Linked DNA regions of Homo sapiens: all the other regions are linked to region 1. A link is a loop called in an ENCODE intact Hi-C map of the cell type or tissue named here. Cell type or tissue: PC-9. All regions are shown on one strand. Region 1 has its middle 26 kb from the start of FAM220A. Region 2 overlaps PMS2 (PMS1 homolog 2, mismatch repair system component). Region 3 holds the start of CYTH3 (cytohesin 3).

Evidence for each region. Peaks named below come from ENCODE experiments on the same cell type or tissue, not always from the same donor. Only the 100,000 strongest peaks of a DNase experiment are listed, where the experiment ranks them.
Region 2: a loop joins it to region 1, with 11 times the contacts of the local background. A loop is called at or near these places in 55 of 110 quality-filtered maps.
Region 3: it touches region 1 in a loop (8-fold over the local background); 36 of 110 quality-filtered maps call a loop at or near these places.

Annotation. Positions count from the first base shown.
Region 1 is chr7:6,321,342-6,325,341 of GRCh38, reverse strand. No RefSeq gene overlaps it. Among named protein-coding and RNA genes, the nearest start is that of FAM220A, 26 kb to the left of the region's middle. RefSeq lists an enhancer at 1,591-2,091. In PC-9, CTCF peaks have their summits at 1,991 and 2,192 (motif pointing right); a DNase peak (open chromatin) is centred at 2,131.
Region 2 is chr7:5,995,005-5,999,004 of GRCh38, reverse strand. It overlaps PMS2 (PMS1 homolog 2, mismatch repair system component), which reads left to right. Exons shown (of 15, transcript NM_000535.7): 7 at 1,582-1,679; 8 at 3,372-3,471. Among named protein-coding and RNA genes, the nearest start is that of PMS2, 12 kb to the left of the region's middle. In PC-9, CTCF peaks have their summits at 1,431 and 1,636 (motif pointing left); DNase peaks (open chromatin) are centred at 1,604 and 3,304; H3K4me3 peaks cover 369 bases; H3K27ac peaks cover 1,071 bases.
Region 3 is chr7:6,269,022-6,273,021 of GRCh38, reverse strand. It overlaps CYTH3 (cytohesin 3), which reads left to right and starts at 398. Exons shown (of 13, transcript NM_004227.4): 1 at 398-548. The coding sequence starts at 515. RefSeq lists silencers at 171-530, 851-1,020 and enhancers at 339-1,060, 1,061-1,783. In PC-9, CTCF peaks have their summits at 1,479 and 1,703; a DNase peak (open chromatin) is centred at 291; H3K4me3 peaks cover 2,246 bases; H3K27ac peaks cover 229 bases.

The DNA.
Region 1 (4,000 bases):
TTTAAGGCAGTGGATTCAACCTGTTTTGTTTTTCCTTGTTTGCCTCCTAAGAGTTCTGATTCTGGGTGGTGCATAACTGGCTCACACCTGGAATCCCAGCACTTTGGGAGGCAGAGGCAGGTGGATTACTTGAGCTCAGGAGTTCTAGGCCAGCCTGGGCAACATAGCAAGACCATCTCTACAAAAATACAAAAAATTAGCTGGATGTGGTGGCGCGCATCTGTAGTTCCAGCTACTCAGGAGACTGAGGAAGGATCACTTGGGCCTGGGAGATTGAGGCCGCGGTGAACTGTGATTGCCCCCACTACACTCCTGCCTGGGTGACAGGAAGAGATCCTATGTCAAAAACACCCCCAAAAACCCCACAAAGAGTTCTGATTATGCTCTAAGAAAAAAAAGATCAGTAATTGGAAGATTACTAAGTAGGCTCTGTTTTTGTTGTTGTTGTTGTTTTTCTGAGGCAGAGTCTCGCTCTGTCGCCCAGGCTGGAGTGCATGGCACAATCCCAGCTCACTGCAACCCCTGCATCCTGGGTTCAAGTGATTTTCCTGCCTCAGCCTCCTGAGTATCTGGGATTACAGGCGCCCGCCACCGTGCACAGCTAATTTTTGTATTTTTAGTAGAGACAGGTTTTCACCATGTTGGTCAGGCTGGTCTTGAATTCCTGACCTCGTGATCTGCTCGCCTCAGCCTCCCAAAGTGCTGGGATTTCAGGCACAAGTCACCGCACCCGGCCCTGTTTCTGTTTTTCAGAAAGGGTCTTGCTCCATTGCCCAGGTTGGAGTGCAGTGGTGCAATCATAGCTCACTGCAGCCTCCACCTCCTGGGTTCAAGTGATCCCCCTACCTCAGCCTCCTGAGTAGCTGGTACTACAGATATACACTGCCACACCCGGGTAATTTTTTAATTTTTTGTAGGAACGGGGTCTCACTGTGTTGCCCAGTCTGGTCTCCAACTCCTGAGCTCAAGCAATCTGCCTGCCTCAGCCTCCCAAAGTGCTGGGATTACAGGTGTCAGCCACCACACCCAGCCAGAAAGCAGTATTTCTTTTCACACTCCCATATTCCAAGACTTATGACTCATGCTTGTTCAGGAAAACCTATTATGTGAGGGTGAGCTGAGAAAAGAGGGGAGTTTGGTTGATTTTAAATGCAGGTGCTTTGTTCCGTGTCTTAATTCATCTGGAAATTGAGAATGCGGCCGTAGGAGAACAGTGCTTTTTAGCTTTGTGTTGTGATGCCTTTGGGAAAGTGGGAGGAGTAGGTTAAGTCACAGGCAGATTCATTGTTAAACAAATGTTCATGGTTTCCTACTGCACGGTGTAAAAGCAAGGTTTGGCAAATACGTGAATTTAAAAATGTTTAAGCATTTGGAATTTCCATTAAAATCAGCTTCTCCTGGCTGGGGAGGGTGGCCCATGCCTGTAGTCCCAGCATTTTGGGAGGCTGAGGCAGGAGGATCACTTGAGGCTAGGAGTTCCAGACCAGCCAGAGGAACATAGGGAGACCCCCATCTCTTAATTATAATTAACTAACTTATTCATTTATTTATTTATGAGACAGAGTTTCACTCTTGTCGCCCAAGCTGGAGTGCAGTGGCATAATCTCAGCTCACTGCAACCTCTGCCTCCTGGGTTCAAGAGATTCTCCTGCCTCAGCCTCCTGAGTAGCTGGGATGACAGGCATGTGCCACCACACCTGGCTAATTTTTTCATATTTTTAATAGAGATGGGGTTTCACCATGTTGGCCAGGTTGGTCTTGAACTCCTGACATCAAGTGATCCGCCCGCCTCGGCCTCCCAAAGTGCTGGGATTACAGGTGTGAGCCACTGTGCCCGGCCTAATAATGCTTATTTTTGAAGTGATACGGGCATATATATTTATATATATTGTGTTTAAGTTGGCAGATGAGGTCATGTGTCATTGGAGGATGCCAAGTAATCACTTAGTTTAAGTGACCTTTATTCTGGGCAAATTTTAAGCTAGAATGCGAAAGTCTCACCTCCCTCTGAAGGTGAAAGACTGAAGCAGGCTGCACTGGATGGAACGCTGATGCCGGATAGACTGTTTTGTGAATCTCATGGTAATTTATGTGGCTGCATAATAATTTGGGAGGAGTGGATGAGGTTGGGAAGAAAGCCCCGGGGCTGTGCCCGTGAGGTTCGCGTTGACCACAAGAGGGAGCCATGTGTTCACCTAGGGAGTGTGCTGTTTTGGGATGTTTTTATGGTTATTTTGTTTAGCCAAATTCTTAAGCAAAAATTAACATAAAAACGTCAGACTTAGTTTAGTATGGGTTGTTAACGCAAGTGTGTGTAATGTATCAAACCTTACAACAAGATCGTAACTATTTCCTTTTTTAAATTTAAAATTTTTTTGTAGAGATAAGTTCTCACTATGTTGTCCAGACTGGTCCCCAAATAACAGGCTCAAGCAATCCTTCCACCTTGGCATCCCAAAGTGCTGGGATTACAAGTGTGAACAACTGTACCCAACCCAGCTGCAGCTCTTTATTTATTTGTTCACTTAATTTATTTTGAGACGGAGCTTCACTCTTGTTGCCCAGGCTGAAGTGCAATGGCACGATCTCGGCTCACTGCAACCTCTGCCTCCCAGGTTCAAGCAAAATTCTCCTGCCTCAGCCTCCCGAGTAGCTGGGATTACAGGTGCCCACCACCACGCCTGGCTAATTTTTAGTAGAGATGGGGTTTCACCATGTTGGCCAGGCTGGTCTCGAACTCTTGACCTCAAGTGATCCGCCTGACTCGGCCTCCCAAAGTGCTGGGATTTCAGGCATGAGCCACTGCACCCGGCCCAGCTGCAGCTCTTTAATTCAATACCCATAGGTGGTGCTTAAAGAAAGAAGATAAATGTGATAGAAAAGTAAAATGTATTTTTGTGTTTATTTTTTATTTTGGTGCATGGCTTTCAGTAAGAAACCACATTTTCACACTGCACCAACACGAACAGTAGTTTTAGGGCCAGGTGTGGTGGCTCACGCCTGTAATCCCAACACTTTGGGAGGACAAGGTGGGAGGACTACTTGAGGCCAGGCATTCCAGATCAGCCTGGGCAACACAGTGAGACCCCATGTCTACCAAAAAAATAAATAAAATGATATAAAATAAGATAAAAATTTAAAAGAGCAGTAGTTTTCTTCAGAGTGGGCTGGTCAGAATTTTCACTTCTGCCAAGGATGTTCACAGGCTCCCAATGTTGGGAGCTTTTCTGGGCCCTTTCAGGTGGATGGGGCAGGGGCAGGGAGGACCTGTGCTGATTTGCGGGCCCACAGTGCGTTCCTCCTCAGCCTGTTCCTTTGCATGAGAGCCTCTTAGATGCCCTTACAGGGAAATCTGTGACACAGAACAAGTCCATTATGGCTGAGCATGGTGGCTCATGCTGGTAATCCCAACACCTTGGGAGGCCAAGGTGAGAGGATTGCTTGAACCTGGGAGGCTGAGGCTGCAATGAGCCGTGATCATGCCACTGCCCTCCATCCTGCAAGGGAGAGCGAGACCCTATCTCAAGAAAAAAAAAAAGTCAATTTTTTACTATAGAAATCACAACTTTAAATTTCTTTTGTGGCTTGTAGTGAAACATGCTTAAAATGTTGGAATCTACTAAAAAAGATTGAGAACTGCTATTGTATTATTCTATAACATCAATAAATGATTGCTCTTTCTTTTCTTTTATTTATTTAATTTTTTTGAGATGGAGTCTCGCTCTGTTGCCCAGGCTGGGGTGCAGTGGCGAGATCCGGCTCACCACAACCTCCGCCTCCCAGGTTCACGCCTTTCTCCTGCCTAAGCCTCCCGAGTGGCTGGGATTACAGGCGCCCACCACCGCACCCAGCTAATTTTTTGTTATTTTTAGTAGAGACGGGGATTCACCATGTGCAGGATGGTCTCGATCTCTTGACCTCGTGATCTGCCTGCCTCGGCCTCACAAAGTGCTGGGATAACAGGCGTGAGCCACCGTGCCTGGCTAATTTTTGTATTTTT
Region 2 (4,000 bases), 330 kb after region 1:
TTTTTTTTTTTTTTTGAGAGGGAGTCTCGCACTGCTGCCCAGGCTGGAGTGCAGTGGTGTTGTCTTGGCTCACTGCAACCTCCGCCTCCCAGATTCAAGCAATTCTCCTGCCTCAGCCTCCCGAGTAGTGGGATTACAAGCATGCTCCACTACGCCAGGCTAATTTTTTGTATCTTTAGTAGAGACGGGGTTTCACCGTGTTGGCCAGGCTGGTCTCGAATTCCTGACCTCGTGATCCACCAGCCTCGGCCTCCCAAAGTGCTGGGATTACAGGTGTGAGCCACCAAGCCCGGCCGGTTTTTTTTTTTTTTGAGCTGGAGTCTTGCTCTGTTGCCCAGGTTGGAGTGCAGTGGCGCCATCTTGGCTCACTGCAACCTCTGCCTCCCGCGTTGAAGCAATTCTCCTACCTTAGCCTCCTGAGTAGCTGGGATTACAGGCACATGCCACCAGGCCCAGCTAATTTTTTGTATTTTTAGTAGAGATGGGGTTTCATCTTGTTGGCCAGACTGGCCTCGAACTCCTGACCTCTAGTGATCCGCCTGCCTCGGCCTCCCAAAGTGCTGGGATTACAGACGTGAGCCACTGCGCCCAGATTAAGAATTGATTTTTAAAGTGCCTATCACAAGGCCCGGCGCAGTGGCTCACGTCTGTAATCCCAGCACTTTGGGAGGCTGAGGTGGGCGGATCACGAGGTCAGGAGTTTGAGACCAGCCTGATCAATATGGTGAAACCCCATCTCTACTAAAAATACAAAAATTATCTGTTCGTGGTGGCAGGCACCTGTAATCCCAGCTACTCAGGAGGCTGAGGCAGGAGAGTCGCTGGAACCCGGGAGATGGAGGTTGCAGTGAGCTGAGATTGCACCACTGCACTGCAGCCTGGGCGAGAGAGCAAGACACCATCCCAGGAAAAAAAAAAAAAAAAAAACAAAGTACCTATCACAAAAATTGATGTTTGAGAGCTGAATGTGTTTCATTTTATTCTTCCAGAGACACTCGTATACTGCGTCTTTTCACTCTCTCTCTGAAAAAAATATAAGTTATTGTGGGCAATGTGTGGGTTCTGAATAAGTAGGTACTTGTTTCATCTTTCTTATATCATAAAATCAAAATTGTTGTTCCCACGGCTCACACATGTAATCCCAGCACTCTGGGAGAGGAAACTGTTGGGATTATGTGTTTGAACCACCCGGCCAACAATTTTGAGGTGGGAGAATCGCTTGAGCCCAGGAATTTAAGACCAGCTTGGATAACACGGCAAGATCCCATCTCTACAAAAAAATTAAAAAATTAGCCAGGTGTGGTGGTGTGCACCTGTAGTCCCAGCTACTCACTCGACAGGCTGACGCAGGAGGATTGCTTGAACCCACGAGTTTGACATTGCAGTGAGGTATGATTGAGCCATTGTACTCCAGCCTGGGCAATAGAGGGAGACCCTGTCTCAAAAAACAAAACAAAACAAAAGATTCTTTTAATTTTTTTTGCGCTTGTAATGTCAATAGCTTGACTAAGAAAGAAAACAGATTAAGTCCACTCTGTCTTTATTAGGAAGTAACTGTGAATTTTTTTTTTTTTTTTTCAGTTGCAAAGCCTCATTCCTTTTGTTCAGCTGCCCCCTAGTGACTCCGTGTGTGAAGAGTACGGTTTGAGCTGTTCCGATGCTCTGCATAATCTTTTTTAGTAAGTAGATTGCTGGCAAGAGAACTACAATTGAACATTTTATCCTGAGAGCTTTTTTTTTAAAGATAGTGATTCTAAGGCTAATAGTTTCGTGTCTTTTTTTTTTTTTCTTGAGACGGAGTCTTGCTTTGTTGCCCAGGCTGGAGTGCAATGGTGCTATCTTGGCTCACTGCAACCTCTACCTCCTGAGTTCAAGCAATTCTCCTGCCTCAGCCTCCTGAGTAGCTGGGATTACAGGCACGTGCCACCACACCCGGCTAATTTTGTATTTTTAGTAGAGACGGGGTTTCACCATGTTGGCCAGGCTGGTCTCGAACTCCTGACCTCAGATGATCCGCCCACCTTGGTGTCCCAAAGTGCTGGGATTACAGGCATGAGCCACCACGCCTGGCTAGGGATAATAGTTTTTTATGTCCTTTATAAAACTGTGAGCAATGCTGTGGCTAAGAAAGATGATTTATACAAAGGAGTCAGTTGCTTAATTCAAACCATGTTTTGAGTAAGTGGTATATTTCAGGTGGTTTTCTGTTGAGCAGGTCTTCTTTAAGGCTCTGTTTAGTTAGACTAACTTGTAAATTATTTTATCATTTTAAATGATTTTGACTTTCCTGGCATCTGATGAAGGCAGTTCAGTGTCATTACTTTTCGTATAAGAAAATAGACACTTCCATAAATAGGATTGGTCCTGTAAAGATATCTATCTATCTGTGTGTATATATATATATATATATATATTTTTTTTTTTTTTAGCTTTGAGATGGAGTCTTGCTTTGTTGCCTAGGCTGCAGTGCAGTGCCGTGATCTTGGCTCACTGCAACCTCTGCCTCCCTGCAACCTCTGCCTCCCAGGTTCAAGCGATACTCCTGCCTCAGCCTTCCGAGAAGCTGGGACTACAGGTGTTCACCACCATGCCCGGCTGATTTTTTGTATTTTTAGTGGAGACGGGGTTTCGCCATGTTGCCCAGGCTGGTCTTGAACTCCTGACCTCAGGTGATCCACCCACCTTGGCCTCTCAAGGCTCTGGAATTACAGGCATGAGCCACCACACCCAGCCTAAGATCTGTATTTCTTTTTGTTTGTTTGTTTGTTGCCTTGAGATCTATATTTCTTACTCTTCCTCCACTTGCTTTTGGCTTATGCCTGAAATGGTAAACATGGAGCTTTATGTCTTTATGTGAAGGTGGTGTTCTTCTGGAAATGCCGGTATCCCTGGGGTGGGTCTCATGTGAAGCAAGCGCTTTACCAAGACATGAGATATAAGCGTCCTACCCGGGAGGTTTTGAAAGGGGAGGGAATGTGGGCAAAATTCTGAGCACAAGTGGTTAGACTTCATTGACAAACCAGGGGTGGCAGCACGGAGGTTCTGAGAATGCATTTGAAGCGAGACCCACTTACAGAGGCTGAGGATTTATCAGGAAGGGTAAGGAGAGCTGCAACACATCAGTTTTGGACGCACTGCATCACCTGTGGTGCATTGGTTGACTGTAGGAGCTTTAGAATATTCCAGAAGGTTTGGTTCTTTGATGACTCATCAAGATTTGGAGCACAGATACCCGTGAACTGCAATAGTGATCCTTATCAGCATGTCACCTGGTGTTTTGTTTTCATTTCACTTTAAGAATGTGCCATGTGATCGTATTTCTAATCCCTTTCACTCTGGAATCCTGCCCTTACCATATTAATGTTGAATAGCATCTCAGGTTTCATTTCACAATGCACGCATGGAGTTGGAAGGAGTTCAACAGACAGACAGTTTTTCTTTATCAACCGGCGGCCTTGTGACCCAGCAAAGGTATTTAAAATTTTTTTGTGTTAGTTTGTTCTTTATGCCTTTGACTTTTAATTGATAACTTTTTTCTGATAATAGGCAGTTTACGTGGAGCTCGGGACTTTGAGAAACATGGCTTTAACATTATCTTATTTTGTGCATTTACAGAAGTCTACCGCAGATGGCCCCCAGCTTCAGATGTTTCAACTGAAGACTTTTCTGTCCGGGCGCAGTGGCTCATGCCTGTAATCCCAGCACTTTGGGAGGCCGAGGCGGGTGGATTGCCTGAGGCCAGGAGTTCGAGACCAGCCTGGCCAACATGACAAAACCCCGTCTCTACTAAAATACAAAAAATAACCAGGCATGGTGTTCCACGCCTGTAATCCCAGCTACATGGGAGGCTGAGGCAGGAGGATCACTTGAACCTGGGAGATGGAGCTTGCAGTAAGCCGAGATTATGCCACTGCACTCCAGCCTGGGTGACAGAGCGAGACTGTGTTTCAAAAAAATATATATATATTTTTTTCTACTACTTTACCTTGTTGCAGAAGTT
Region 3 (4,000 bases), 52 kb after region 1:
TTGGAATACAGGTGTGAGCCACCGAGCCTGGCCAGGCCTGACTTCTGAATGCATTCGTTTCTTGATCTTTTACCCCGAGTGCACGTGCAAGTTGCACCCCTGGCCACTGGGTTTTGCAGAGTGTGGCGTTCCAGTGTCCGGGGCCCCACGCCCGTCCGCAGGCTACTGGAATGCTGAGGGCGAGGAGGCTTCGCTCCACGCACACCGGATCGGCCTGCACTTCAGGGGCCAGGTCTACAGCCTTCCCCAGCGCAGACGCCGCCGGCCCGGCCGGTTCCCGAGGGCGGGGCTGCGCGGCCTCACGCCCCGCCCACCGCGGGCAGAGGCGGGGCATGGGTCACGTGACGGCACGCCGACCAGCGAGGCCCCGCCCGGCGGGAGGAGGCCCGGCCGCGACCCGGGCCGCGCGCTGAGGAGCCGCCCGGTCGCCTGCGCGCTCCCTCCGGCGGCGTCCCCAGCCCGCGGCCCCTCTGCTGCCGGCCCCCGGCTCGCCGGCTGCGGGAGTGGCCTCAAGATGGATGAAGACGGCGGCGGCGAGGGTGGTGGCGGTGAGTGTCGGAGGTGTGGTGGGCTCGCCGGCGGCCTGGGGTCGGGGGCCGGGGGCTGGGGGTCGAGGGCGCGGCGCTGGGCCGGGGTTCGCCGGAGGAGACGGGGTCGGGGGCAGCGGCAGCGGCGTCCGCTGGAGGCCTGAGGCACGCCGGGCCAGGGCCGAGGCTGGGTCTCCGGGGGCCGAGGGAGGGGGCGGGCCGGGGTCGCCGTTCGGCGCTGGCGAGGGTCTGGGTACCAGGCCGGGGCTGCCGCGGGCTGGGGTCGCCCCGGAGTCTCGGGCCGGGGTTTGGGTGTCGCTCCTCTGGGGCGGGGGACCTTGCGGGGCGACCTTCCCCGCATCTTGTCGCCAAGGGCGTTCATGCCCTCCGGAGCCCGGCGTTTCGGACGCCCCCTTTCAGCTCAGGTGGGCGGAAGCGGCTGAGCCGGTGGGAAACCGGGAGGGGAAAGTTTTGCACTGGAGGCTCCTCGAGTGTACAGGACGGGAGGGCAGGGGAAACGGTTGGAAAGCGTGACAGTCTGCTTGGCTTTGGGTCAGAAACGGTCGCTGGATTTGCTCGAACGGGGAGGGGGCCAGCTGGAGTTCAGTTCAGGGTAGACGTTTTAGGAAACGGCAGACGCGACAGATTGAGCAAAAAACTCCGTGGAGCCGAGGGTGGGAGACACGAGCTGCACCCAGCACAGAGGCAAGACCGGAGAGCCAGGTGTGCCCGGAGCCAGGTGTGCTCCCGAGTGGGTCGGGTCGATGCGCGTCGTGGCCCAGGTGGTCTGTGTCTGACGTTCGGTTTCCTCTTGCTGGAGGAATCGTGTTTGTTGGAAATTATTTAGTGGAATACAAATGACTGCTGGGTCATGCTGGGAATTAGATTTTAAAAACAGAGGAACGTGCCTCTGTATGGAGTGGGTGTTCGCTTTGGAAAGCAAAGGGTTAATGCCCGTGTTTTTACAGGAACAGCCGAAGTTGAGGTTCTCTAGACTTTTTTTTTTTTTCCTGAAGATCTCCTTTGAGCTGACAGAGAAATCATCAGAATCATCAGAACCCCATGTAATAAGGGAGCAGTTTAGAGAAATCTTAATTACAGGCTGCCGGTGCAGCTGCCTGTAAGAATCAGCAGTATTGAATGCTTCAGGATGAAGTGGTTCATCATCAAGGTGCCTTCCAGAATTCAAGTGCTGCTCAGAGGGAGATGTTTTTTTGCTGAAAGACGCGATGCAGCCAGGATGGTGGGAAGTTGGCACCCGTCATGGCATTTGGCGAGTTCAGTTCTTATAGTTGAAGCTAGGGGTAGCACTGTGGCACCGAGTGGGTGTGTTGATGGGAGCGCTGTGGAACGAAGGCGCCCAGTTGCGAACCCTCCTACAGTCAGGCTGTCTGGAGCCATGAGATCCTAAGGAATGGGTTCCCGGTGGATGTCGTGTTTCCTGCCTGTCACAATTTGGGCATAGCTGTTTTCCCTTGTTAGAAAAGAAAGACAACTGTAATATGCAGACGTTGGACATTAGCGTCAAGGCAGCTAGCTGGCTTGGCAGTTTTGTTTGTAAGGTGCTTTGGGCTCTGTGAGTAAAGAAATGTAGACTTGAAGATTAAAGCAGGAATAAAGAGGAAAAGAGGAGGCTTTAATGTGCTCCAGCAATTTGCAGGTCTTGAGTACTATAACAAAGGATGATATGAAGTATCAAAAGTCTTAAAATTGTCCTTGGGTTGTTAGTATCTCTTCTGGGAATATATCACAGGGAAGCAACCTTGAAATAAACCCCTCACGTATAAAGATGTGTATTATGCTGTTTAAAATAGCAAAAAATTGGAAACAGCAACGCCAACAGCAGGGGCATGGTGAGGTAAATTATGGGAAGTTTATTGAAGTATTTTACAACCATTAAAATAAGCAGTTTTATACATCATGGTTTAAACAACATAAACATTGGTGACATTATGGATTATTTTATTTTCTTTTTATATTTTCCAGGTTTCTGGAATAAGTGTGTATTTCAGATTGGAAAAAAACCATCAAAGACGTGAATGTTTTAAGTGTATCATTTAATTCATCTCACTGGAACATTCAACAATGAAGATTTATTTATTGATTGCCCATCAAAATGCTAGCCAGCATGTTAGGTGCTGGAAAATAACTTTTAACCTTTATTGATTTAGTTTATGACTAGCTTTCTCCCTTGCTTTGTGACAGACACTTAAAAATATTTTTGGCAATATTAGGATATTTATTTTTGAAACAGGTGAAAAGCAAAGTTTTGAAATATGAGTGATATTGTAATTATTGTATAAACTTTATGTGCTTACATTTAACTCTTGGCTGTTGTAAGTTTTGAAGTTAACATACCTCTTTACAGTTAATACCTTTTAGATTTTTAAATGCTTTAAAATTCATGTTTAAAAAAATAAAGTTGAGCTCTTTTAAAGAAAACCGTTTCAGCTGCCAGCAGATTATAAAGCATAACATTTTTTGGTATATTTTTAGAGTGTAGTACATAATGTTGAACTGTATCTGGGGGAGTCAGTTAAAGCTTGTTTAAAAGATAGGGTAAATAATCTATTCAAACAGTAGTTATGGTAGAAGCCAAAGATAATTGAAAAGGTCTTTTTTTTGTTAATGGTCAGGTTAAAAGACTTGAAAAATTGATTCCTACTTGCTATTTTTATAAGTTAATTTAGCTTTTTGTCCACTGTATTGTTCTTTCAATGCAAGATAAGGAGAGAGAGGATGGTGGCATGAATGGCTGGAAGGCAGTTACAAGAGGAGCGAGTGGGGGGCACAAGATTACAAGAACACATTGTTCCTTACAGTGTGTGCAGAGTGTAGTTAAGTCGTTTTTAATTCCTATGGGACTTTGTTGCCTTTCAGTTTTTCGAGAACAGTTCTTGAGCTAATTGGAGGGTAGCTGGCTAGTTTGGCTCATTGGGATTGTCTTCGTGTCCTGTTTGGGCATTTGTCTGATTGATGGTCCTGAATGGACCATCCCTGGCAGATGAGGTGAATTAACTATAATTGGCATTCTTCTCTCTGACCCCTTCACTCCCTGATCAATGTAGGTGTCTGTGCTTCAGGTGAAGAGATGCTGAGCCTTGTTCATAATAAAATACATGCAAATTAAGACTAGATTGAGCTCCCACCTTTCACCTTCAGACAGGTGATAACCCCCAAGTATACAAAGTCTGTTTCAAGTTTGAAATATTTGAACGGCAAGGTCGTTTCAAACATTTACGGGTAAGAGTGTAAAGTAGCCACAGGCAGGGTCAGCCCATGTCCTGTTGGCTCAGATCCGTTTCTTGCCCTTTCCCTGCAGGGACTCACCCCTGCAGGCAACATTTCCCAGGCCCTTGGTCAGCTGGCTTCCGGCTGGGATTGGCCACTGGGAGCCACTGGCAGGAGGAATGGCAGGAAGAAGGACAAAAACAGGTTATTTCCCTTAGGCCTGCCTCAGGGAGTGTCTCTGG